Regions from separate parts of the Homo sapiens genome. Here region 1 is linked to region 2. A link is a loop called in an ENCODE intact Hi-C map of the cell type or tissue named here. Cell type or tissue: CD4-positive, alpha-beta T cell. All regions are shown on one strand. Links, peaks and the distances in the headings refer to the core of each region. The heading gives the core; the rest is flanking DNA. Region 1 has its middle 50 kb from the start of ATP2B4. Region 2 holds the start of LOC105371688 (a long non-coding RNA gene).

Region 1 (12,533 bases), core at 1,468-9,467, 56 kb after region 2:
TTTAAAAATGTATGCAAAAATGTCTTCAGAACCTCCATATTCTCAGGTAAAAGAATTCCAGTGCCCAAGATAAGAGGGACCAGGGAAGGGGATGGGTCTAATTAGATCCAGAGGCCTATGCTTTAGAAAAGGGCCAGGGGGCTGTCGAGAATTGCTGGGCATAGGGCTGGGCACAGTGGCTCACGCCTGTAGTCCCAGCACTTTGGGAGGCCGAGGTGCGCAGATCGCTTGAGTCCAGGAGTTTGAGACCAGCCTGGCCAACATGGCGAAACCCTGTCTCTACCAGAAAAAGAAGAAAAAATGCAAAAATTAGCTGGGCATGATGATGCATGCCTGTGGTCCCAGCTACCAGAGAGGCTGAGGTGGGGACATTACTTGAGCCTTGGAAGTCTAAGCTGCAGTGAGCCAAGATCTCACCACTGCACTCCAGCCTGTGTGACAGAGCGTGACCCTGTCCCAAGGAAAAAAAAAAAAGGAATTGATGGGCATAAGGCCAGGCACGTGGTGCTCATGCCTGTAATCCCAGCACTTTGGATGATTGAGGTGGGTGGATTGCTTGAGCTCAGGAGTTCAAGATCAGCTTGGGCAACATGGTGAAACTCTGTCTCTAAAAAAAAAAAAAAAAAAAAAAAATTCGCCAGGCTAATGTGGTGGTGCATGCCTGTGGTCCCAGCCACTTAGGGGACTGAGGCAGGAGGATTGCTTGAATTGGGGAGGTCGAGGCTGCAATGAGCCGAGATCGTGCCACTGCACTCCAGCCTGGGTGACAACGTGAGACCCTTTTTCAAAAGGAAAAAAGAATTGCTGGGCATGGGTCTTACTGGAGCTCTGGGGTGCTGCCTCTAGGGCAGGTGGTCTGAGCACGTTCACTTGGGAGGTGAACTTGCAGTAGGGGAGACAGTCTCACTAATTAGTAATAAACATCTTTATTTCTTTTCTTTCTTTCTTTCTTTTTTTTTTTTTTTTTTGGTGACAGAGTCTCTCACTGTTGCCCAGGCTGGAGTGCAATCGTGCGATATTGGCTTACTGCAACCTCTGCCTCCCCGGTTCACGCGATTCTCCTGCCTCAGCCTCTCTAGCAGCTGGGATTACAGGTGCACACCACCACGCCCAGCTACTATGTGTATTTTTAGTAGAGACGGGATTTCACTATGTTGGCCAGGCTGGTCTTGAACCCCTGACCTCATGATCTGCCCGCCTCAGCTTCCTAAAGTACTGGGATTACAGGAGTGAGCCACCATGCCTGGCCCAACGTCTTTATTCCTTAATGAACAGTCTCCGTCATCCACCTCCGACTTAGTTCAGTCTCCTGCTTTCTAGGAATGGAGCTGTCCCAAGGTTTCGTGGCTGGTGAGGGGAGGAGAGACACCCACTCCTTGCTTCCTTACCAGTCACGTCACTCTAAGGTAGAGAACCTGGGAGCGTGGGATTCTGGTTTTCCTTGGGTTAGTTTGGGGAAGGTGAGTCCTTAAAGCTGCCGGGATAACAAAATAAGGGAGTGGAAGGTAGAGGAGACAAGTCAGCTTGATAAGAAAGAGAATAAGAGGCGTCAGAATCCTCTAGAAGGCAGATCTCTTGCTTCCCTTATCCGAGGGGCACCTCTGCGCCTTCCTTGCTGCTGAGTTCCTTCTCCATTCCTGTGGGCCAGGGACAGGAATGCTGAGAATGGTTCAACATTTTATCCTGAGCTATTTTGAGGGAAAAAAGAGGGGGGACAGAGCTGAGTGGTGGAGCCCAATCACTCCCTTCTCTCTGGTTCCCACCATCCCCTCCCCCACCCATGTTTTCGAGTTGCCAAGGAAACCGCACAGCCTATCTGCATCTTCTGTTTTGTTCCTGTCAAAACCATGAAACTTTCTAAGGCCAAATCAGTGGGAGCTCTGTCAGAGTTGGTCAGCAAGGAGAGGCCGCTCCAGCGTGAAGCCTCCTGCACGGATGCCCTCCCACACAGCTGTGCATGCACACACGCACACGCGTGCACACACAAGCACACACCACCCCCACACACCCGCACCTCCAATCAGCCAGCCCAACCACCGGGAGGAGAGAAAAATGGAAAACAAATAGGGAAAAAAATCCACCCTGCCCACCCCACAGAGCCACACACCCACACTACTTCCATCCCCCTCTCCTCTGAGTCTTGCAGGGCTGGAGAAGTTTGGCACCCCAGGCAGCTCACCCACTCCAACAGCACCCTGCCACCTCCGGCGTGGTGGCTCCAGAGACAGCGTGCCAGTCAGGCTACCCTAGGAGGTGAGTCCTGGGAGCAGGAGGAGGCAGCAAGCAGAGAAAGGGATATGGAGGAATAGCCCCGTAGTTCCAGGCAGCAGTCACAGAGTGATGTGTGACCTTGCAAAGGTCACCTAAATACACTGCTCAATGTCACTGAGACACAAGCTGCTACATCGAGTAGTGAGTCCTCCATCACTGGAGGTATTCAAGCAGGTGCTGAATGCCCATCTTTACAGGAGGCTCCTATAAAGAAGACTCCTACTTCAAGTGGGAGCTTAGGCCAAATAATCCCTGAGGTTCTGTTGGCAGGAAGATTCCAGAATCCATGGTTTAGAGCCTTTGTGTGCCACAGGACCACTTAGCACATGATGGCCTAGGGGCTGAGGGCAGGGGGTCACCCCTTCCTCCATACACAAGCATTCACCTATGCAGCTGACCTTCCCACTTATCAGCCAGGAGCCTAGCCATTGCTTTTCCTGGAAGGCTTACGTGGGTTCAAGAGTAGATGCCTAAGGAAAACCCAGCAGGGCCAGGCTTGGTGGTGCACACCTGCAATCTCAGCACTTTGGGTGGCTGAGGTGGGAGGATTGCTTGAGCCCAGGAGTTTGAGACCAGCCTGGGCAACATAGTGAAGCCCTGTCTCTACAAAAATTGTAAAATGTAGCTAGGTGTGGTGATGCGTGCCTATAGTCCTAGCTACTTGGGAGGCTGAGGTGAAAGGATCACTTCAACCCGGAAGGTTGAGGCTGCAATGAGCCGTAATTGTGCCACTGCACTCCAGTCTGGGTGACAGAGCAAGACCCTGCCTCGAACAAACAAACAAAAAAACCAAGGGAGGATTTCTGGGCATGAGAATTAGAGAGGCTAGCGCAACCAGCTTCGGGTGAGGCCCTGTCCAGAAAGCCGATTTCTGCCTGAAATAAAGACAGGATCGTGTTTTGAGAACCAGCTAAGAAAGTGGCCTTATTTTCTCAAAGATGAGGAACTGAGAGAGGTGGTCTCGCTGGCCAGGGGAGAAAGGGGTTGTCATCAGGAGAAGAAGGCAAAGTAGAGGCAATAATGTAAGCTCCTTAGGATCAGGGAGAGTGCTGGGTCCTAGAATCCAGACCCCTGGGAACTATTGCCCCACCTGTGCTCTGCACAATGGTGCCCACGGAAGGGGTGAACTGGGGCTGAAATCCAGCCAACCAGTGCCTCCTGTAGGACAGAGGCTGCCTGGAGGAGGGTCACCATCAGTTCTTTTTCCTGATCCTCTCCCTCCTACCACCCCACCCTCCGGTAGGCCCCAGTGTGTGTTGTTCCCCTCGACGTGTCCATGCGTTCTCTCATTTAGCTCCCACTTATAAGGGAGAACATGCAGTATTTTGTTTTCTGCTCCTGCGTTAGTTGGAGGCTCCTTTTTCTAAATCTCACCCAGGGTCAGTAGCGGCCCTGCTCACACCCATCGCACTGATCTTCCCATAGGAAGATCATCATCAGTACCCTATGATCTTCCTAAGGTACTAGCCTTACTGAGACCCTCCCTACTTAAACTCTTCAGTGGTTGCCCGTTTATCCTAATGGGAAAAAGGCAAATTTCTTAGCCTGGTTGACAGGGCCCTTTATCTTGTACCTCTCCCTGCCCATCTCCATCTTCCCAGTCTTTTTTTTTTTTTTTTTGAGACGGAGTTTCACTCTTTTTGCCCAGGCTGGAGTCCATTGGTGCGATCTCAGCTCACCAATGCACTCCTCTGCCTCCCAGGTCCAAGCAATTCTCTCGCCTCAGTCTCCCGAGTAGCTGGGATTACAGGTGCCCACCATCATGCCCAGCTAATTTTTTGTATTTTTAGTAGAGACGGGGTTTCACCATGTTGGCCAGGCTGGTCTTGAACTACTGACCTCAGGTGATCCGCCTGCCTTGGCCTCCCAAAGTGTTAGGATTACAGGGGTGGGCCACCACACCCGGCCCCCAAGTCTTTTTAACATTTTCCAGTGCTCCAGCCACATCACCCTACCTACCTTCCCCCAAATTCTGTATTCTACACTGCCCAGCTTCCTCAAGGTTCTTTCCAGCCTAGATCAGACAAGGAACTCAGTTGTGAACAACAGAAACCATCTCTCACTAACCAGCAGACAAAGAATAGTCTGGGCCAGGCTCAGTGGCTCACGCCTGTAATCCCAACACTTTGGGAGGCTAAGGCGGTGGATCACCTGAGGTCAGGAGTTCAAGACCAGCCTGGCCAACATGGTGAAACCCCGTCTCTACTAAAAATACAAAAATTAGCTGGGCATGGTGGCGGGTGCCTGTGATCTCAGCTACTCAGAAGGCTGAGGCAGGAGAATTGCTTGAACCCAGGAGGTGGAGGGTGCAGTGAGCGGAGATTGCACCACTGCACTCCAGCCTGGGTGACAGAGTGAGACCCAGTCTCAAAAAAAAAAAAAAGAATAATCTAGAAAGTTAAATTCTGTTAGCTCAAGAGTTGATGGGCAGCACCTGCCCTCAAAGTCGGGAACCAAGGGATGCTGGTGGCAGAGAACACTCCAAGATCACAAGACAGGGAGCACCTTGTTAGGGCACTGCTGCTGGTTCTGCCCCTCACCATCCACACCACCCCCAACACTAGATACTGTTCCTGAAGGAGTCCAAAATGACCACCACTGCTACGAATGACTGCTCCTGCCCAGGTCCCAAAGATCCCAATGGGAGCACCAGATTGGCTGAGCTCAGCTTCCAGGGCCCATCCTCACCCCACCCTCACTCTGCCCATGCCACATTTGTGGCGGGGGTTCGGGGGGAGCAGGGAGACACAAACCCTGCCCTCATCAGCATGTGGTCAAAGGTAGAATGCTTCCCCAACTAAGACTCCTATAATGAGGAATTCCCTCCAAAATAGGAAAGTTGCTCAGTACTGGACAATCAAAAACATGACAAGTGTCAACTCCACTGTCCCTGTCTGCCTCATCAATTCCTATTCACTCCTCGAATGAACTCCTGTAAAACCTCCCTCCAGGCTGGGCACAGTGGCTCACGCCTGTAATCCCAGCACTTTGGGAGGCCAAGGCAGGTGGATCACCTGAGGTCAGGAGTTCAAGACCAGCCTGACCAACATGGTGAAACCCCGTCTCTACTAAAAACACAAAATTAGCCAGGCGTGGAGGTACACACCTGTAATCCCAGCTACTTGGGAGGCTGAGGCAGGAGAATCACTTGAACCCGGGAGGTGGAGGTTGCAGTGAGTCGAGATCGTGCCATTGTACTCCAGCCTGGACAACAAGGGAAAAATTCCGGGCTGGGCGCGGTGGCTCATGCGTGTAATCCCAGCACTTTGGGAGGCTGAGGTGGGGGGATCACCTGAGGTCAGGAGTTCGAGACCAGCCTGACCAACATGGAGAAACCCTGTCTCTACTAAAAATACAAAATTAGCCAGGCATGGTGGCGCATGCCTGTAATCCCAGCTACTTGGGAGGCCGAGGCAGGAGAATTGCTTGAACCTAGGAGGCAGAGGTTGCGGTGAGCGGAGATAGCGCCATCGCACTCCAGCCTGGGCAACAAGAGCGAAATTCTGTCTCAAAAAAAAAAAAAAAAAGAGAGAGAGAGAGAGAGAGAAGAGGAAAAATTCCTTCTAAAAAACCAAAAAACAAGCAAACAAACAAACAAACACAAAAAAACAAAAAAAAAAACAAAAACCTTCCTCCTACCTAAGCACGCTTCAGTGACCCCTCTATGTTTTCATAGTACCTGATATTTACCTCCACCAAGGCCTTCTTATTTTAGCAAAGTGGTTTTCAGATTTGTCTTCCTCACCAGACCGTGAGTTCCTTTGGGTCTTAGAGGGGGACATACTCATCTGTGACCCCTTGTCGGTATCCTCTGTCCCCATCCCCATGGGCAGTGGTAGTGGGAGCTCAGTAAATGTGTGAGCGAATGACAGAATGAATATGTTCATCCCTGAGGGTCCTCACATGAAAGAAGATCAGCTTAGAGCATCTTACGTGCCTGGTGGAGTATGATGAATGCGATCCTCACTACAGAGTTGGGGCGCAGAGAACTAAGGAACGAAGCTAAGTGCTTATGTTTAAAAGTACTAGACAGAAAAGCTGTTAGCAAGTGATCCTCTTTCTTAAAGAGCTGTAAGGTACATCTTCCAAAAGATACTCTAGAGAGGGACCTGGTGGGGTATGCATCCAGCTGTAACCCGGAGGCCTTGGTGGCTGTAAATCTGGAATTGTGTGGGTTGAGATGAAAACGCTTTCCAGTCATTAGGCCCCATTGTGAAGGTAATTATATAAAGTCCTGATGCAGACACCTGGGCCAGGAGTGGGCTGGATCTGCCCTGAGTGGCCCCCACAGGGGAGAAGAGTGGGAGAGAAGCATCTGGAAAGATACAGGAGGGTAGCAAGAGCTGATCAAAATAGAAGGGAAGAAGCAGAAGAGAAGATGAGGGAGAGAAGTGCCAGGAGAAAGACCACATAGGAGCCAAACCCGTTGGACAGGGGTCTGCAACCAAGGAGCTGAGGCCTGGAATGTAACTACTGATGGGGAAACAGAGGGCATGGGATTGAGCTTGCTGCTGCCAGGGAAAAGAGGCAGAGAGGGGTGAATAAATAGTGAATGCCTACCTCAGTTAATCAAACATTTATTACATGTCTACTACATGCTAGGCACTGCACTAAGGCACTAAGGATACAAAGGTACAAGATGGTATACATAAGCACATGCAAACCCCGTTCATTCCGGGATTTACAGAGCAGTGAGAGAGACACAGACAAAGCCTGAGACTATGAAAATTTGTTCGGCAGAGAGCAGTGGCTCGCGCCTGTAATCCCAGCACTTTGGGAAGCTAAGACTGGAAGATAGTTTGAGGCTAGGAGTTCAAGACCAGCCTAGGCAATGTAGTGAGACCCCCATCTCAACAAAAATAAAAGTATTAGCCAGGCATAGTGGTGCACACCAGAAGGCCCACTTGAGCCTGGAAATATCGAGGCTACAGTGAGCCATGATTGCGCCATTGCACTCCAGCCTTGACAACAAAGCAAAACCTTGTCTCAATAAATAAATAAAAATAAAAGCATGCCCTGGTCACCTTTCATGGCACAAAAGCATTATTTAAAAAAATTGTTAGATAGAAGTAAGAGAAGAAGAAGAATGCAATGGGAACACAATAAAGGGACACTTCCAGCTGGAGGAGACGCCCGTTGAGCTCAGTGTTGATGGATGGGTCAGTCAAGGGGAGAGAGGTGGGAGGGGGCTCCTGCTAAGGAGGCAGCATGAGCAAACACATGGACACACAGGCCAATGTGGAATGGGATGCAGAGGTGATGGGGACATGACAAGAGCCGGAGAAGCCAGGTGGAACCAGGTACAGCCACGTGTGCCAGACTAACGGGCTTGACTTCAACCTGCAGGTAATGGAGACTCATTGACAGGTTTTCTCAGTGCCTGATGTGGTGAAATTTGCATTTTAGGGGTGTCACGTTGACTATAGTGTGAGAGTGAATTTACGTAGAGGAAGACTGTAGTCAGGGAGACCAATTAGGAGTTGATTGCCATTGTCAAAGTGAAAGATGTGGTGCCATTATCTGAGATGGAGGACACAGAAAGAGAATAGTTAGCAGGAGGGAGGGGTGATGATGATATGTTTGAGACAAGTTGAGTATAGAATGTTTGTGGACTACTTAAGAGCATGTGTCTAACAGGCATTTGAATATGAGCATAGGAAACTGAAGGGAGAGGTGGCAGCTGAAGACACGGATTTGGGCTTCATCAGCAAATGGATCATAGCTTCAGTGGATGGAAGTGAACCAGCTCTCCCAGGAAGAAAACACACAAAGCCAAGCAGTGGGCTCAGGCTTGAACTTTGAGAAACTCCCATGTTTAAGGGGTGCTGAAAAAGCGGCCTCTAAGAAAGACAATGCTAGAGGGAAGTCAGAGAGTCAGAGAAGTAGAAGGAAAACCAGCGAAGACTCAGGGCCACAGAAGACAAGAAATGGGAGGTTTCAGGAAGGAAGGAGAGGACAACAGGGTCAGAAGCAGCGGAGAGGCCCAAAAAGATAAACTGCAAGTGGCCACTGGGGTTTGCAAAAATGGAAGTAATGGATGATCTTTTTAAAAATGTATGTTGTGTGGTGTAGGGCAAGATATTAGCAAGTGGTGAAGTCTAAATAGTGTATGGGAGTTCCTTTTTTTTTTTTTTTTTTTTTTTGGATGCAGGGTCTCACTCTGCTGTCCAGGCTGGAGTGCAGTGGTGCGATCATAGCTCACTGCAGCCTCCAACTCCTAGGCTCAAGCAATCTTTCTACCTCAGCCTCCCAAGTAGCTAAGACTACATACAGGCACATGCCACCACAACTGGCTAATTAAATATGCCCGGCCTCTTGCAACTTGTCTTTGGGTTTGAAATTGCATGAAAATAAATAGTTACCCCCTAGGGCCAGGTGGCACATGCCTGTAACCCCAGCACTTTGGGAGGCCGAGGTGGGCAGATCACTTGAGGTCAGGAGTTTGGAGACCAGCCTGACCAGCATGGTGAAACCCCATCTCTACTAAAAATACAAAAATTAGCCAAGCGTGGTGGCTCACACCTGTAGTCCCAGCTACTTGGGAGGCTGAGGCAGGAGAATCACTTGAACCCTGGAGGTGGTGGAGGTTGCAGTGAGCCAAGATCACGCCGCTGCACTCCAGCCTGGGTGACAGAGCGAGGCTCCGTTTCAAAAAAAAAAAAAAAAAAGGAAAAAGAAAAGAAAAAACAGTTATCCCCCCAAAAGTGGGTTTTTGTTTTAAAATAATGAATAATGCAAGGTCATTTTTAAGATGTATACAATTCTAAAAGGCATAGACTAGAAAATGAAAATTCCCCTTTCCCTCATCAGTATCTGAATCCCACCCTGCAATAGTAACTTTGTCATTGTTAATAGTTTGGTACATTTCCTGCCACATTCACTTTATTTGTTGTTCTTACAAAAATACAATCATACTATATATTCTATTTTGCTATTTAAAATATACCACAGGCATTTTGTCATGACAGAATACATGTTTTCACCTTCATTCTTCAACACTGCACAGTATTCTATCATATGGATACTCATTCATTATTAATTCTGAAATTTAAAACCTTTTTAAAAGTACAGAAAATAAAATAACGGACACCCATGTAGCTACTTTTATTTTATTGTATTTCATTTTATTTCATTTTGAGATGGAGTCTTGCTCTGTCACCAGGATGGAGTGCAGTGGTGCTATCTCGGCTCACTGCAACCTCCGCCTCTTGGGTTCAAGCAATTCTCTGCCTCAGCCTCCTGAGTAGCTGGGATTATAGGCACCCACCACCACACCTGGCATTTGTTTTTGTTTTTGTTTTTGTTTTGAGATGGAGTTTTGCTCTTATTGCCCAGGCTGGAATGCAATGGCTCGATCTCAGCTCACTGCAACCTCTGCCTCCCGGCTTCAAGCGATTCTTCTGCCTCAACCTCCTGAGTAGCTGGGATTACAAGGGTGCACCACCATGCCCAGCTAATTTTGAGTTTTTAGTAGACATGAGGCTTCACAATGTTGGTCAGGCTGGTCTCGAACTCCTGACCTCAGATGATCTGCCCACCTTGGCCTCCCAAAGTGCTGGGATTACAGGCATGAGCCACTGTGCCTGGCCCAGCTATTTTTGTTTTGTTTTGTTTTGTTTTTGTATTTTGTATTTGTGTAGAGACAGGGTTTCACCATCTTGGCCAGGCTGGTCTTGAACTCCTGACCTCGTGATCCACCTGCCTCGGCCTCCCAAAGTGCTGGGATTACAGGCATGAGCCACCACACCTGGCCTGCAACTACTCTTTTAAAACAAATGTTAACAGTCTGTGATACCTGTTTTAGATTCTTTTTTGGACTATAGTGGGCTTGCCTGGATGAGATATGATTGAAAAGCCCCAGGATGGCCAGAAGTTGCTTAAAAATACAGCCTGACCTCATCACACCCCTGCTTTAACCTTTTCAGTGGCTCCCATAGCCTCTAGGCTCAGTCCAAGCTCTTTAGTAAGGCATTCCTATGAGCCTCGGCCTGTGTCCACTTGCCTTCCTCTCCCCGACACAGCCAGGCACAGGTCCTTTCATTGTCCTTTCCTCAGGCTCATCTCTCTAGCTGGATTAATTCCCCATTCCACTCGGCTGCCCCACCACCATCCCACTTGGAGAATACTTAGTCATCTTTAGGACCCAGCTCAAGAGTCACTCGGGTGCCCCACCCCTGCCAGGTAGGACTGAACTCTTCCTATCCCCACTATTATGGCCTCCATCTGTTTCTATCATAGAATTTTGCTTTGTTTGGGGTTTTGTTTTGTTCTGTTTTTGAGATGGAGTCTTGCTCTGTTGCTCAGGCTGGAGCGCAGTGATGTGATCTTGGCTCACTGCAACCTCCACCTCCCAGGTTCAAGCAATTCTTGTGCCTCAGCCTCCTGAGTAGCTGGGACTACAGGCACGTACCACCACGCCCAGCTAGTTTTTTTGTTATGAGACAGGATCTTGCTCTGTCACCCAGGCTGGAGGGCAGTGGTGCAATCTTGGCTCACTGCAGCCTCAACCTCCCAGACTCAAGCATTCCTCCCACCTCAGCCTCCCAAGTAGCTTGGACAACAGGCACACACTACCACCACATCCAGCTAATTTTCTTATTATTTTTTGTAGATAGGTTCTCACTATTTTGCCCAGGCTTGCCTTGAGCTCCCAAGCTCAAGCAATCCTCCTGCCTTAGCCTTCAAATGTGCTAGGAATATAGGCGTGAGCCACCGCACCCAGCCTGTCGCAGAGCTCTTATCCTTGGCTCCCCTTTGTTGAACTGCCCATCACCCACCCTGGACTATAAGTCCCTTGAGGACAAGATCCTTGTCTTATTCTTCTCTGACTCCCCAGTGCCTGCACCATGACTGGCACACTCTGCAAATACTCTTTAAATAACCTTGTGGGCTCTGGAATCCCTGGTGGCAGAGCAAAGAGTTAGGTGGGCAGCCTGACTCCTTTCTGTTGGTCTCCAATAACAAGGTGCCCAGGAGCACTCTGGATCTCCATAATCACCAGGGTCCCCACCTGCAGGGGCCCTGCTCCACTTTCCCTGTGTCCTAACTAAGCCGAGCAGCCCCAGGTCTCCCTGCCCACTCGCTGGCTCTCCCGCCCACATTGCCCGCCAGATGCCCCTCTGTAGAGTCAGCAGGGAGCACTCAGAGGAGCTCATTACTTAATGGTCAATGGACCAGACTCCTGTCTCCCCAATGAGCCCACAAAGGCTGTTTGGAACACGGCCCCAATTCCTGTAAATGGAAAGCGATTTGCACTCATTCCCAAGATGAATCATTTTGTTTTAATCGCCTGTCCTTTTGCTGGCACTGCCACTGTCACGGCTGCCTGCTCTGCCTTTTGGCCGTCTGTTGGAGGGATGCTCTTCCAGGCCCTGTTAATTACTGAGAAGGGAGGTGCATGAAGGAGGAAACAGAGGGAACCCCCAGAAGGAGCAAGGTAATAGGCAGCAATGGGTCAACACTAATGAAAATGATATGACTGCCCTTCCAGAACCCAGGCAAATATCCCAAACAGGCAGACAGCAGCTCCCAACTTGCGGCCCCTTGGGGGGCTTCTCTGGAGACCAGACAGAGCTAAAGTGAAGGGAGCATCCAGCCCTCTCATGCCCCTAGGGAAAGCTTCCCCATCTGAGCTCCTCTGAGCTGGATTAGCTGGGTGATAGACCCTAGGGAAGAGGGGGAACAGGAAAATTGTGGGGCACAGAATTAGTTCCTTGAATTTTGGTATACAATTGGTGGCATGAAGAGACAATAAAATTTACATGCATTTTTTTTTTTCCTAAGGCAACAATTCCAGGAGTCCATGTAGGATGGCAGCCACGTTTTCTTCCCATCTATGGGAGGGCCGATCCTATAGATCTATTGGGGAGAGTCCAGCCTGCTGTCACAAAAGGGAGAGCTTCTGGCCCAGTGTCTGTCCTCTGCCCATGGTGCTGGCACTGGGGCCCAAGGGCTGTTCTGTGCCAAGGCCTATGGCCCAGACTTCAGGTTCTCCCTCTGCATAATGAAGGGCCCATGCCCACTGGAAGTTTAGAAGTGTGCTCACTCCTCCACGGTGCAATGAACTTTTAGGCTTGCTCAAGTCCTGCCCTGGCTGGAAAGGGGAGTGGCAGGGGCCTTTGCAGGGGAAGTAGGAAGGCTGACCCTGGGAGGCTGACCACCCTTCCTGGCCAGCCTGCTGGTCAGGAGGCTCCCAGAGTGCCTGTGGTGGAGGCGGCTACATGGCCCCTGGAGGACTCTTCCTGCCCAGGATCTCGGACTCC
Region 2 (12,533 bases), core at 1,962-9,961:
GGATGAAGCAGCCCCCTGGAAAAAGAAGGGCCCCAGGTGACTGTGGCCCTGAGAGCCAAGAGTTCAGCAGCTCTGTCCCTCTTCATGCTGTGGCTCAGGGCAGAGCCAAGCCCCAGGTCCTGCCCGGCCCTCTCCTTCCCCATCTCCTTCCCTCTAGCTTGGCGGCGGGGGGGCCTGTGGATAGCTTCTGAAACACACTGCCTGCTTTCTCATGCAGGATAAATGCCTCCCTCCAGAACCTGCCCAGCTTTTCCACCGCATTAGTAATCAGCGCACAGAACAAGCGCTTTCTCTCCCTCTCCTCCCCCGCCTCAGTCTCTCTCTCTCTTTTTTTCTCTCCCCCAGCCCCCGCTTCCTTTACCTACTCCTGCCTCCTCCCCACCTATCAGAGTCACTGCCACCTCCCGGGAAGCTGAGAGGGTTTATCATCAAATCAGGCTTTGTCATAAAGAAAACAGATTTATTTTCCTCGCTTTGAGAAGGTGCTGACAGGAGCAGCGAGGGAAGGGGTGTTTTGTATATTGAAAGCCTTTCTCCCCCTGTGGCTAAATCTCGCGCTATTTTCTAATTTACCTCAAATGCTGCTCCTCCAGCCTGCCTCTCCATACGCCCACGCTTTCAACCCCTACCTGTGAGCCTCTGCCCACCGGACCGGCTCACTTCTAGTCATTCCTTCATTCAATGTATTTCCCTTGTTCAGGATGTAGAGGCCTTTCTTACATGCCAGGGACTCCAGGTGCTGGAGATGTGAGACATACAGCAGGGCAAGGAGGTGGGGAGGGAGTTGCACAGGTACAGGAATAGAACATTAAAATACCAAGCAGTGGCCTGGAGCGGTGGCTCACGCCTGTAATCCCAGCACTTTGGGAGGCCAAGGCAGGTGGATTGCCTGAGGTCAGGAGTTTGAGACCAGCCTGGCCAACATGGTGAAACCCCGTCTCTACTAAAAATACAAAAATTAGCTGGGCATGGTGGCAAGCACCTGTAATCCCAGCTACTCAGAAGGCTGAGGTGGAAGAATCGCTTGAACCTGGAGAGGCAGAGGTTGCAGTGAGCCGAGAATACACCACTGCACTCCAGCCTGGGCAACAGAGCGAGACTCTGTCTCAAAAAATAAAATAAAATAAAAATAAAGCAGTAAGTGGGGACAGAGGCATGCACATGGCCAATGGCAGCACCAATGTGGAGCAGCCAGTTCATGAGGAGGCAAAGACCAAAGAAGGATCCTGAAAGCAGGGACGCTGGACCAGGACACCTAGGACTGGTGGAAGCTCCTGGGCATAGGGTGGGGGAAGGAAGGCACTCGGGGACCCTCAACAGAGGGAGCACTGTGCAGGCAGCAGCTGGCGCATGTGGCGTGAGCAGAGGTGGGGGTGGAGAGGGCAGGAGAGGCGGCTTCAGGGGGCAGAGCATGAAAGGAGCTCCTGCTGGAGTTTCATGGAGGGGTGATTGGTCAGAAGGCTCAGGTGGAGATTTGGGAAGTTCTGTGAAAGGTGGCTGTGACTGATGGGGACAAGCCTGGAGTCTGAGGAATTGGTGAGGAGGCTGATGCATGTAGATTAGAGGAAGATGTGAGTACTGTGTGAGAACAGAGGTAGCAGAGTTGGATGGGAGAAGGGTTCGGAGATGTCCAAGGAGCCATTCAGGGTAAGAGCTGAAAATCATTCCACAGAGGTAGGACTCTTTGGCAGAGGGAACAGCTGAATCCAGGGGAGGGCATGAGGGGGCTACCTGAGCATGTGGGCATGTGGCAGGGGAGAAAGGTGGAGGTGGGGCTGGGCAGAGGGAACACTGCTTGGGAGAGCCCCTGCCAGGGACAGGCCTGGGAATGCAAGCAGAGTGGGGTGGGGCAGCAGAAGGAGAGGCCAGCGACCCCAAAGGAAGGAAGAAGTGGGGGTAAAGGAGGAAAGAGTTGGGGCAATCCTTGCTCAGAGCACAGTGAAATGCTGTTTGCTGGGGGGAGGAAGTTAGTCCCTGTGGCCACTTTGTGCACCGTCTGGCCTCACTGCTGCCTTCATAGACTCCTGGAGCCACTCTTCATTCTTCGTAAGACTAGGTGACCGCATGATACTGAGCACCTAAGTGTGGCTGATACTAGCCATGGAAGAGGAGCAGCCCTTATGCTCAGGGGTCCCGGTTGATTAGGGCGGGGGTGCACATCAACCCCATCCATTAAACAAAGCAACCGACAAGTAACATCAGTACAGGAAGGCACCTAATATGAAATGAGCGAACGCTAAAGGGATGCCAGAGAGAAGACGCCAACAAAGAAGGAAGGCAGGGATACCCTCTCTGGCTCTGGAGCCTTGGGACTGGCGGATGCGACATCCATAATTCATAGCCCATCAATCCTGGAGGGTCCAGCGCTTTGACCCCTTTGGAAACGGCCCTCTTCTCTGACAGCTGAGCCCTTCCCCTTGGAGGCCTAGGGCAGAAAGGTTTCTCTGCAAGACATACGCTCGTGCCCTGCAGCCAGCATGATGGATGAGGAGGCCAGAGCTGCTGGAGCCAGTGGGGCTGAGCAGGGAGAGAAATATGATGCAAAGCAATTTTAAAAGGAGGTTCTTAAGGGCTGGCTGGGGGTGGGGCAGTTTGGTCCCTCTCTCAGCCATCTATCTCACCTGTCTGTCTCTCCAACTAGGTCCTCAGTTCTGTGGCACAGATGACAGGTTGGGGACAGCAGAGAGGGAAAGGTGAAAGATCAACAGTCCGTGAGATCTTCTCTCTTCTCTCTTCAGGGCTATGGATCTGGAAAGCTCCTGGGTGCATTGAGGAGTAGCTCACCTAGCAGCCAAGACCTATTCCCTGCCCCAGTGCCCCAGTGCCCCAGAAACAGGCCAAGCCCCAGACTCTCCTGGCATAGATACCGGCTCTGGTCCAGCCTCACACCATCAGGTATGGGAGACGCTGGGACCAGCAGCTAGCAGAGGGAAAATGACATATCCTAGGATTCAATCCAATCAGGTTTCCATCCCAGGGACCAAGGTAGAATAGAACAGCAGCCATTCTCTCTGGGAGCCGAACCCTGCAATTGAAGCTGCCTGGCAGGCTCGGCAGCCTGTAGGTGTGACCGGTAAGGCCTCAGCCCACTCTTTCCCCAGCCCTTGAATTCCATTTGTCCAGGCCTCCAGGCTGTACGGCACCCCTGCCATGTGCACATAAGACAGCAGGGAAGCTGACAGGCGACCACTGTCCTCCCACTCCCCATCAGCTGCTAGGTGAGTGGGGAGCAAAGAAACAGAAAGTCATGGGAACCACCCTCCCTTGCTAAGCAACAAATGTGCTAAGATGCTGAGCCAGGGGAGGGGGGACTGGAGCTGGGGGCAGCTGGTATTATTGGTCTCACCTGCCCAACAGACAGAAAATGGCTACATTATTGGTTGGGTAATTGAACTGCCTCTCTTTCCAGAGGTGAGCATGGGGCAGTCAGAATTACAGAGCATCTCTAAGCAGAGGCCTCCACTGCCTGTAGTTCCCTCCCTCCTAGGTATGGGTCCTGGGGAGGTTATACTTGGGGGGCAGTAACTGTAGGCAATAATGCTAACAGTGACAGACATGGTGCTCGGGACAGGAAGGGAGCCTTGGGCTGGGGTGGGCTGGAAGATTCCTCGGAGGAGGCAGCCGGTGAACTGACACTGCCCCTCCTCATTCGCTTAATGAGCCTGCCCTCAGGCCAGGCAGCCATGGAGGGCGTGCCCACACTGACAGCTGCCTAAGCACAAGCTTGTGCTTGGCAGGAACTGGCCTTGCCCACAGTAAGTGTGCAGTACAAATTTGTAGGAAGAATAAAAGGCTGCGGCAGCGAGTGTGTTTCTGAAAGTGAGAAGCTGGGAGACAGCTCTGCTGCTGGCTCTCTCCCACTCCTTCTCTCAGAGGCGGCTTCTTCTTCCTGATTCCTCCCCCTCCTGACCCCCAGGTCCTATGCAAGTATGGGAAATCCTCTGGGTACCCCAGGGAAAGAACAGGGGCCCTCCCTTGGGGCTCTTGCACCCAGCATGGCTGGTGGTGGTCAGAGAAGCCAGAAGGATGAAGCTGCCCTGGGCGCACACAGAATAGCATGTTCTGCTTTCCAGCCCACCCCCTCTCGGGGGCACAGAGCGTCACTGCCACCCTGTCTGTTCCTCAGAAAGCTCCAGAGAGTCCAGGCATGGTGGCTTACACCTGTAATCCCAGCACTTTGGGAGGCCAAGGCTGGAGGATGGCTTGAGCCCAGGAGTTTGAGGCCAACCTGGGCAACATAGTGAGACCTCATCTTTACAAAAAATAAAAATAAAAAATCAGCCAGGCATGGTGATGCAAGCCTGTAGTCCCAGCTACTCAGGAGGCTGAAGTAGGAGGATCACTTGAGGCCAGGAGGTCGAGGCCGTAGCGAGCTGTGATCATGCTGCTGCACTCCAGCCTGGGCAACACAGCAAGACCCTGTCTCAAAGCACACACAAAATAATAACAGAAAGAAAGCTCCAGAGGCTCCCTGTACCCCACCTCCCACTCTCCACTCTGCCCCACCCTGCTCTGCACCCCGTACCTGAAGGATTGACTTCTAAGGCTGCACCAACCAGGCCTTTGGTAGGGTCAGTTATGGAGACCTGACTGTGAGGATGAAAGGCTGTGGATTGCTCTCCACTCACTTACACACCCTGCTGGGCCTGGGGTGACCGTGGTTCTCCCCTGTGAAGGCCACGCTTCTGTGGGGCAGCCCCTCCTCCAGCCGTGCGCTCTCCAGGTCCCAAATGACTCTGCTCTGCTGCCTTCAAGGTGCTCTGCACTCCCTCGCCAGCTCCCCTTAGCCCAGCCCTGTTACATTCGCCATCTCTTCTGCTGGACTTCCACTAATACACACCTCGCACTTGCTCCCCTGACCAGGAAGAGAAAATAGGGAGAAAAGATGCTTTAGACTGCACTTCCTCCTTAAACAAGGCCTGGTCTGGTTAGTGCATGCAGATGGACCTGGGTTTAAATCTTAGTTCTGCCACTAGGTAAGTTATTGTTCTCCTGTTTTACTTTCTCCATCTGCAAAATGGAAATACTATCCTACTCAGGGCTGTCATGAGGATCGGATTAAATAATGTGCACACACATAGTGCTTACCACTATTTGATACTTAGAGCTCCACAAACAGAAGCTATTGTCCTGCTGTAAGAGAAGTATGACCTGCCCGAAGGTCTCCCACTTTGATCCCCTTTTGAGACCAGCCAGCAGTCCTGGTGACCGAGGTATGGGGCTGCTCTGGGTCTGTAAGAAACCGCCGGACAGTTCCTGGAACACGTATCTCAGCTCCTTCCCACTGCTGCCGGACAGTTCCTGGAGCATGTATCTCAGCTCCTCCCCTCTGGAGCTGCCCCTTCTCTCCCCGCTCACCCCCAAAAGCTTACCTTCCCAGGATACCGTGCCATCAGAACAGCCCAGGAGCAGCAGGTGTGTGTGTTTGAGGGGGCAGGGGAGTTAACAGAGACCCTTTGTATTAGCATCCCATTTGTCAGGGCAGGGACAGAGGCAGCCTGCCTCTCTCATGCATCTCCAAGTTTCCCTGGGAGAAGCTCATCAAGCTCATTATCATAACCAAGATCACAATGCTGGCTCCTTTCATCTCTGTGTATTGCTTGCTGTGACTCATTCACCAAGTGTCAGGGCTGATTAGGAGTCATTGGAGTTGTGTGGATCCAGATACGTCACTCCTTGGGAGTGGAAATCAGGTGACACAGGTGAGGCCAAGGTGACCCAGCAGCAATACTGCAGCCCCAGCCAACACCAGGCCTCCCAGGTGCCGAACACCTCCTAGGTCTATCATGTTCCCTGCCCCAACCATATGCTACAGCTAGGACACAACTTAGCCAGAAAGAGGAAAGGGAGAGAGGCAGTAGGGCCTATAGGACAGCCACTGTGTGCCAGACATGGGATTAAGCACTGTACACCCATGGTCTCATTTGATCCACACGTTCAATCAGATCCCATCTGCGTTTTACAGTTAAGAAAAATCTCTAAGGCTCAGGACGGTGGTATTCTTTGCCACATGACGCACAGAGCGTTCATTGGGGGGCTGCCAGCCCTACCTCCCCAAGGTGCTTTCTCCTGGAAAGGAATGCATCCTCACTGTGAGCAGGGTTGGGTGTCCACAACTGGGGGTGCAGCCATGGGAATGATGCCAGTCAGTAGACAAAGGATGAAATGGCTGAGCTGGTCAGGCCCGGGGTGGCTGGGAGCAACACACAGGGTGGGGAGTGGGGTCAGAAATGCCTGGGCTGAGGGCCATTCAACACCAGAGGCCCTTTGGGTGAGGAGCTGGGCCCAGGTGCATCTGCTGTCCTCTGAAAGATCCCAGAGGAGCTGGTGCATGGTGGGGAGGGGACAGAGGAAAAGGTACAAAACAGTTTTGCTTTGTTTTTTGAAGGGCTGGCTCTAATGCCAAAGAGACTCAGCCTTCGGGGTGGGACACTGCAGGGAAGACTGGACCAAGACTGTGGCTGGCCAGCCATGCCCCACAGGAGAGACAGGGGAAGTGGGCAATTCTATCAGAGGCCCAGGAGCCAGTCTGCCAAAGTGATCTCAGAGATGACATCATTGTCCACCATTGCGTTAGTCCCTAAGGCGACTCAGACAGAAACAAAGGGAAGGAGAGAAGCCAGGCAGACGGAGGAGAGCAGAGAAGTTCTTGGTGCACCCTGAGGAGGAAAGAAAGCCCTTTTCCTGGGGCGTTCTGGTGTGCAGGGTGCCTAGGAGGCACTCATGTCTGCCTCCTCCATCCTGTCTTCTCTTGGAAAGTAGAGGGGCCCAGATGTCAAAACAGCACCAGCTACAGGACTTCTAAGAGATGTTTCAGTACAGACATTCAGCAACAATGTGTCTGGGACATCGCCTGTCATGGACACTTTGGAGCAGACAGGTGGGCCCTCATCTAGACCCAGAACTCACCAGTGTCCACCACAAAGGCCTGTGATCATTTTTAACTGTTAACACCTAATCCACATCATATTTTCAGTAGAACTGAAAAATGCTCACATTACAAGACCATTTGTGGGTGTATGAAATAGTTAATATTTTTGATTTATTACATTTTCACTTGGCTTTTATTGGCCCTCCTCCCCTCTGCATTTGCTGTCAGGGCTTTATGTGCCATGAACTTGTATGAACTCAAGACATAATCACATCCTGGGCAGTGGGAGGGTGCCACGCCTCAGTCAGCCTCAGAAACCACCCCCCTAACCCGCCCCCAGTAACCCTGAGGCGGTAACAGACAAAGGCTTCCACCAGCCAGGGTGGTCTTACCCTCAGCACGCTAATGCAGGAGGGTGCCTAGTGGGCACACCGGGAGTCACAGCTTGGGCCACAGGATATCCCCCCAGTCCAGAGCCATCACTGACTCCAGAGCCCAGGCAGGTGGCTCTCACACAGGGCAGGCTTAGTTCTCTGGTGATTACATGTGGGATGACTCTACGCTTAATCAGGGTGGTTAGAGCCTACAGAGAACAGAGTTGGACCATGCAGGACTGATATCTGCATAGATCTGGAAGATTCTGCCACCAGTGATCTGCCATGGGGTTTTTCTCATCTATAAGAGTGTATGCCCTGGCTCCAATCCCAGCCCTGCCCCATCCTAGCTGAGTGACCTTGGGCACGCCACTCTGATTCTCTGAGTTTCTGTTTCCTCTGTCAAGTGTGCTGGAAAGTGCGGCATTGGAAAGGCTGATGTGATAAAGGAGATAACATGGGCGAAGCTCCTGACACATGCCTGAAACCTAGTGTGGGTTCAACAAGCATGAATTCTCTCTCACCCTCACCCCAGCCCCAGATAAATGACCAGCATGTTGTGGCCACAGCCCAGCTAGGCGCTTCCCACCCACCATCACCACTCCTTACCTGTTCCACAGACACCCAAACAGATTCAGTTCGCCCCTCAGCACCAGCAGGCACAGGGGAGTGGGGAGGACGCTGGGTGATGGTGGAGGGGGCAGAAAAGGGAATCCTCCCTGGTGTGAGGAGGAGAATTGGTGGTGTACCCAGCAGAGGCAGCCCCAGCTATGCCCCAGCTGGAAAAAACCGCCAGCTGGCCTCCGTGGAGGGAAGCCCAGGGTGGTGCCATTCCCCTCTCCATCCCCCCTTCCCTGCCACCAGACAGAGGCAGGGTGTTTGTGGGTTGAGTTCTCTCTATGACTCTGGAGCCCTGGGGACCTCACCTGCCTGGCTGAAAAGGTCCCGATGCCCCACTCTGCACCTGTCCTGGGGCCCTGGAGGCTGGTGTTTCCAACAATAGCTTCCAGCCCTGATTAAAATGCTGCAGCAGGGAGCATCAATAACCATTGGCAGCTGAGCCTCTAATAAGTATAATAATCACCATTAGGGAAAAGAGTAGGGGAGTGAGTGGGGCTGGTAATACAGTGATTATATTAATCTGCCTCCAGCCCAATCTGCATCCCTCTGCTCTTGGCATGCCCTCCTGGAGCCCGGCAGGAGGCACGGCGGCCAGCCAGAGCAGCCGGCCTGGCTTCACCCTGCCCCCAGCCTCTGGAGCTCCGCGGCCCCCACGCCCACTCCTTTCACCGACCTGAATAAAAGCTCCCTGCCTGGATGGGAGGAGACAAAGGGAATATTAGGAAGGTGGGTAGGGAAAGAGAGAGGCGTGAGGAACTCTGTGCATGGAGACGAGCGGACAACTGCTGAGCCTGAGTCTGGGGTTTGGAGTTCAGGTTTTGAGAGTGTCTCACTTCCTGAGCAGCATGGGGCTGGTAATTTATTGAATCTCATTTAATAGAAATGTACATCATGCTTACCATGTGCCAGGCATTGCTTAAAGCATTTTGCTGCTATCAACTCACTGAATCCTCATAATAGCCAACAAGGTAGATGTTATCCTCACTTTGCAGATGAGGAAACTGAGTCGCAGAGTTGGTTAAGTAACGTACCCAATGTGATGAAACCTTAAGTGGTAGATCCAGGACTTGAACCAGGTGGCCCAACTTTACTGTCTGTGCACTTCATCCCTTTCTATGCGGCTTCTATACCTCCACGGCTGGCACGTAGTAGACACTCAATAAACAATATTGACTGCTGGTGCACTAGGTGCCCCAAGGTCCTCCTCATGCCCTCACTCCCAGACCCTGCCAATTATGATATTTAGCACTATCCTGTTCCCCTTCGTATGTAAACCCCCATCCCAGAGTCTGAGAATGTTTCAAAATGCGTTTCTAACAAGCACTGGCAAGCGTGGAAGCGTCCTGGGTCTGTGGCAGAGCACCTCTTGTTCCTTCTTCTCCACTTTGTCTAGGTCTTGAATACGGACCAGGCCGTCCTCATGGCTGTGGGAACATGACACCAACCCAGAGGCCCTCTAGAGTGCTTTTTCTGGTGACATCCTTGCCTAGCCCTTCCATGTGTCTGATCTACTCTAAAAAGCCTAAAACTAAGTGAGCTGGTCTACTCAGCCACCGCCTTTCAGAGGAGGAGTTCGTTTGTCTCCAGAGGAGGAGTTTTATGAGGACGATATTAAGGTATTCATTAGAAATGGCCATGCAAGGCCGGGCGCGGTGGCTCACGCCTGTAATCCCAGCACTTTGGGAGGCCGAAGTAGGCAGATCACGAGGTCAGGAGATCGAGACCATCCTGGCTAACACAGTGAAACCCCGTCTCTACTAAAAATACAAACAAATTAGCCGAATGTGATGGCGGGCGCCTGTAGTCCCAGCTACTCAAGAGGCTGAGGCAGGAGAATCGCTTGAACCTGGGAGGCGGGGGTTGCAGTGAGTTGAGATCACGCCACTGCACTCCAGCCTGGGCAACAGAGACAGACTCCGTCTCAAAAAACAAACAAACAAACAAAAACAACTTCCTGCGCTCTTCTCCCCTAGGCCCAAGCAACCGCCATTCTACCTCCTGCCTCTGTGAATTTGACTACTCTGGGTACCTCATAAATTTGAGGAAGTGGCTCTATCATGATTTAGTTAACTGTTCTCTTAGGATTGATTACACAGATTGTTTCTGATTTTTCCTTATTATCAGTAATGTGGCAACAAATATATTTGTGCAACCAGTTTCTTTGTGTGGTTAGGATTATTCCCTTGGGATTGTCAGAATCAAGAATTACTGAGAAAAAAATAACCTGAACATGTTTAGGTTTTTGATGCATATTATCAGTTAGCTATCCTAAAGGATTTTAGTGGTTTATGTATTGCACCTGAAGCATTATATTAGCAATGTATAAACTTGCCTGTTTCTCTGTAAACTTACCACCACTGGCTTGTAAAAAAATGCATTGCTAATTTTTTAGGCAAAAATCGATACATCATTGTTAGACTAAAAATTTGTTGTGGCAACTGGAGTTTAGTGGAAAGAGTGCGGAACTTGGAGTCAGATCTATTTTTGGAAGTTGAGTATAGAGCAAAATGTCCCCGGAACTGAAAGGAGAACAAATAGCCACTCTTTTGAGCAGTTAGGCCCTAAGTGGGCTGGAAGAATGAAAGGAAAGGGAAGGAAAAGAGACTGATCTTTGTATACTGGGCACTGCCTTAGGAGATGGGAAGTTAAAGTCAGTAAGGCAGTCCCTTGATCTGTTCACAACTGAATAGATTGTGAAAAACAAACAAACAAATACGCCATTTTACAGATGAGAAAACTGAGGATGGGAGCTATAAAATAACTTTTGCAAGATCATACAATTCATCAGTAATGATATGAACTGCTAACAGCAATATATAGACTGCTAACCCCTAGCTAGACACTGTGCTAAGTACTTCATAAAGATCATCTCATTTGCTCATTACCTCCCCAAATCCCCATGAAGCTGGTCCTATTTGTTCCCATTGTATAGACTTCCCAGCATCACAGAACCCAAAGCACACTTGGGCAGCCTGCCTCTGCAATTTGATGCCAAGGCCTGTATGCACACCCTATCGTCTCTCACAGCACTGGACACCCCATTGCAGACAACACGGGGGCTCCTAAATGCCTCCCTCTGTTTGCTCCAGGCTGTTTCCTCTTCTGGAGACACCCTTCCCTATCCCCCACCCTTTTTTGGACTTGGCTAACCCATTCATAAGGATCAGCTCAGAATCAGCCCTGCCCCCTGCACCCCTGCCTCACCACATGCATGCCGTAGGTGTCCCTCTTACATGCTTTAGTGGGTAGACCTATTGCAGCACTTGTCCCACTATAGTGTCATTGCGTATGTGCCTGTCTCCCCAGGGAGATGCCTTTCAGATTATAGGCTGTGTTTTTATCCCAGTATTCCTTTACCTTAGCACTCCTGGCACACAATAGGCCTCAACAGGTGTTTGTGAATGAATGCTGTCTGTCATTCAAGCCCAGATTTGACCCATTCCAGAGACCGAGACTGAGGAATTTCCAGCAAAGCCGAATAAGGCAGAGTGGGAGGATGCACCGAAGCTGGAGCCCTGGGATCTTCTCCTGGGGATAACTCTGCAATCTCTTGAGCCAGCCTGAGATTTTCCATTCTCCACACCTTCACCTTGAGACCAATAGGACTTCTCATAAAGAACCTGGGGTGCTCAGGAGGGAGACTCTATGGAGGCACAGAACCTTCAGCCTGGTGGGAGGGCAGTAAATTAAATTTCTCTGCTAACAAGCTCATCCCGGAACAGCCTCCCCTACAGACTGGTCCTCTGGGAATAGAGACCTGGCTGTTTTCTTTTTCTGCTGTCATAGCCAGTTGCTGGCTGAAAGTGCAGGAGGCCCAGGAAGCTGCTGGCACACAAGAGGAAAGAGAATGGGGCTTGGGGATGGGGGTGAGGGGTTCAAATGCTGCCTAGAACCTGCCACTGGCAGGTTCTCCAGGGAGGCTGGGGAAGCCTTCTAGACCACAGACCACCAGGCCCAGGGCGTGAGATTCTAACTTCCCTCAGAAATGGGCCCACACAGGCCAGGTACACTGGCCCACACTTGTAATTCCAGCACTCTGGGAGGCTGAGGTGGGAGGATCACTTGAACCGAGGAGGTGGAGGCTGCAGTGAGCCAAGGTCATATCACTTGTACTCCAGCCTGGGCGACAAAGTGAGACCCTGTCCCTAAAGCAAACAAACAAACCAAAACCTGTCAGTGACTTACTGTTTGATATCCTGGTCATCATTATGGGAAGAAACAGAATTCTTGGTGTTCCTTACTCTAATTTATCTCTGGTTTAACTTTATGTTATGGGGATGTGGGGGCAGTGAGGAAAGCACCAGTGTCTTTTTACGGCCCAGGACATCCTAAGTACCTTACCCCAGTCCTGGCAAGCTTGCAGGACATGCTAAAGATGGGAGCCTTTAGTTGGCATCGCTTACTTGGCCTGGGATGAAGTCTTGACCTCCCATCTGGAGCTAAATGTCCAAGCCAAGGGGCATCTGGGGGTGGGACTGCCCTTTGCCCAGCCACGGCCTTGTGGGCTGATGGCAGACAGTCATGTTCTTATGAGCCACTTCCCCCAATGGCTGACATTTCATCTTTGGAGAGGAAAGCTACCAGAGTCAAAGAGGGAGGCGGGTAAGAGAGGACTAGGCTATACCTTGCACGATTAGTCTTTCATAAGTAGTGTTTAAGGATCAGGA

Evidence for each region. Peaks named below come from ENCODE experiments on the same cell type or tissue, not always from the same donor. Only the 100,000 strongest peaks of a DNase experiment are listed, where the experiment ranks them.
Region 1: a loop joins it to region 2, with 1.8 times the contacts of the local background. A loop is called at or near these places in 3 of 110 quality-filtered maps.

What each region holds. Positions count from the first base shown.
Region 1 is chr1:203,570,514-203,583,046 of GRCh38, forward strand. No RefSeq gene overlaps it. Among named protein-coding and RNA genes, the nearest start is that of ATP2B4, 50 kb to the right of the region's middle. RefSeq lists an enhancer at 1,465-2,347. In CD4-positive, alpha-beta T cell, for the core only: no CTCF peak of the experiment used is centred there; no DNase peak of the experiment used is centred there.
Region 2 is chr1:203,513,969-203,526,501 of GRCh38, forward strand. LOC105371688 (a long non-coding RNA gene) reads right to left here and starts at 5,430. Exons shown (of 5, transcript XR_007066807.1): 1 at 5,373-5,430; 2 at 1-4,855. The region is part of intron 2 of LOC124904488 (a long non-coding RNA gene); the gene reads left to right. RefSeq lists enhancers at 3,183-4,014, 4,847-5,678, 5,679-6,511, 8,177-9,007 and a silencer at 3,493-3,787. In CD4-positive, alpha-beta T cell, for the core only: no CTCF peak of the experiment used is centred there; a DNase peak (open chromatin) is centred at 6,553.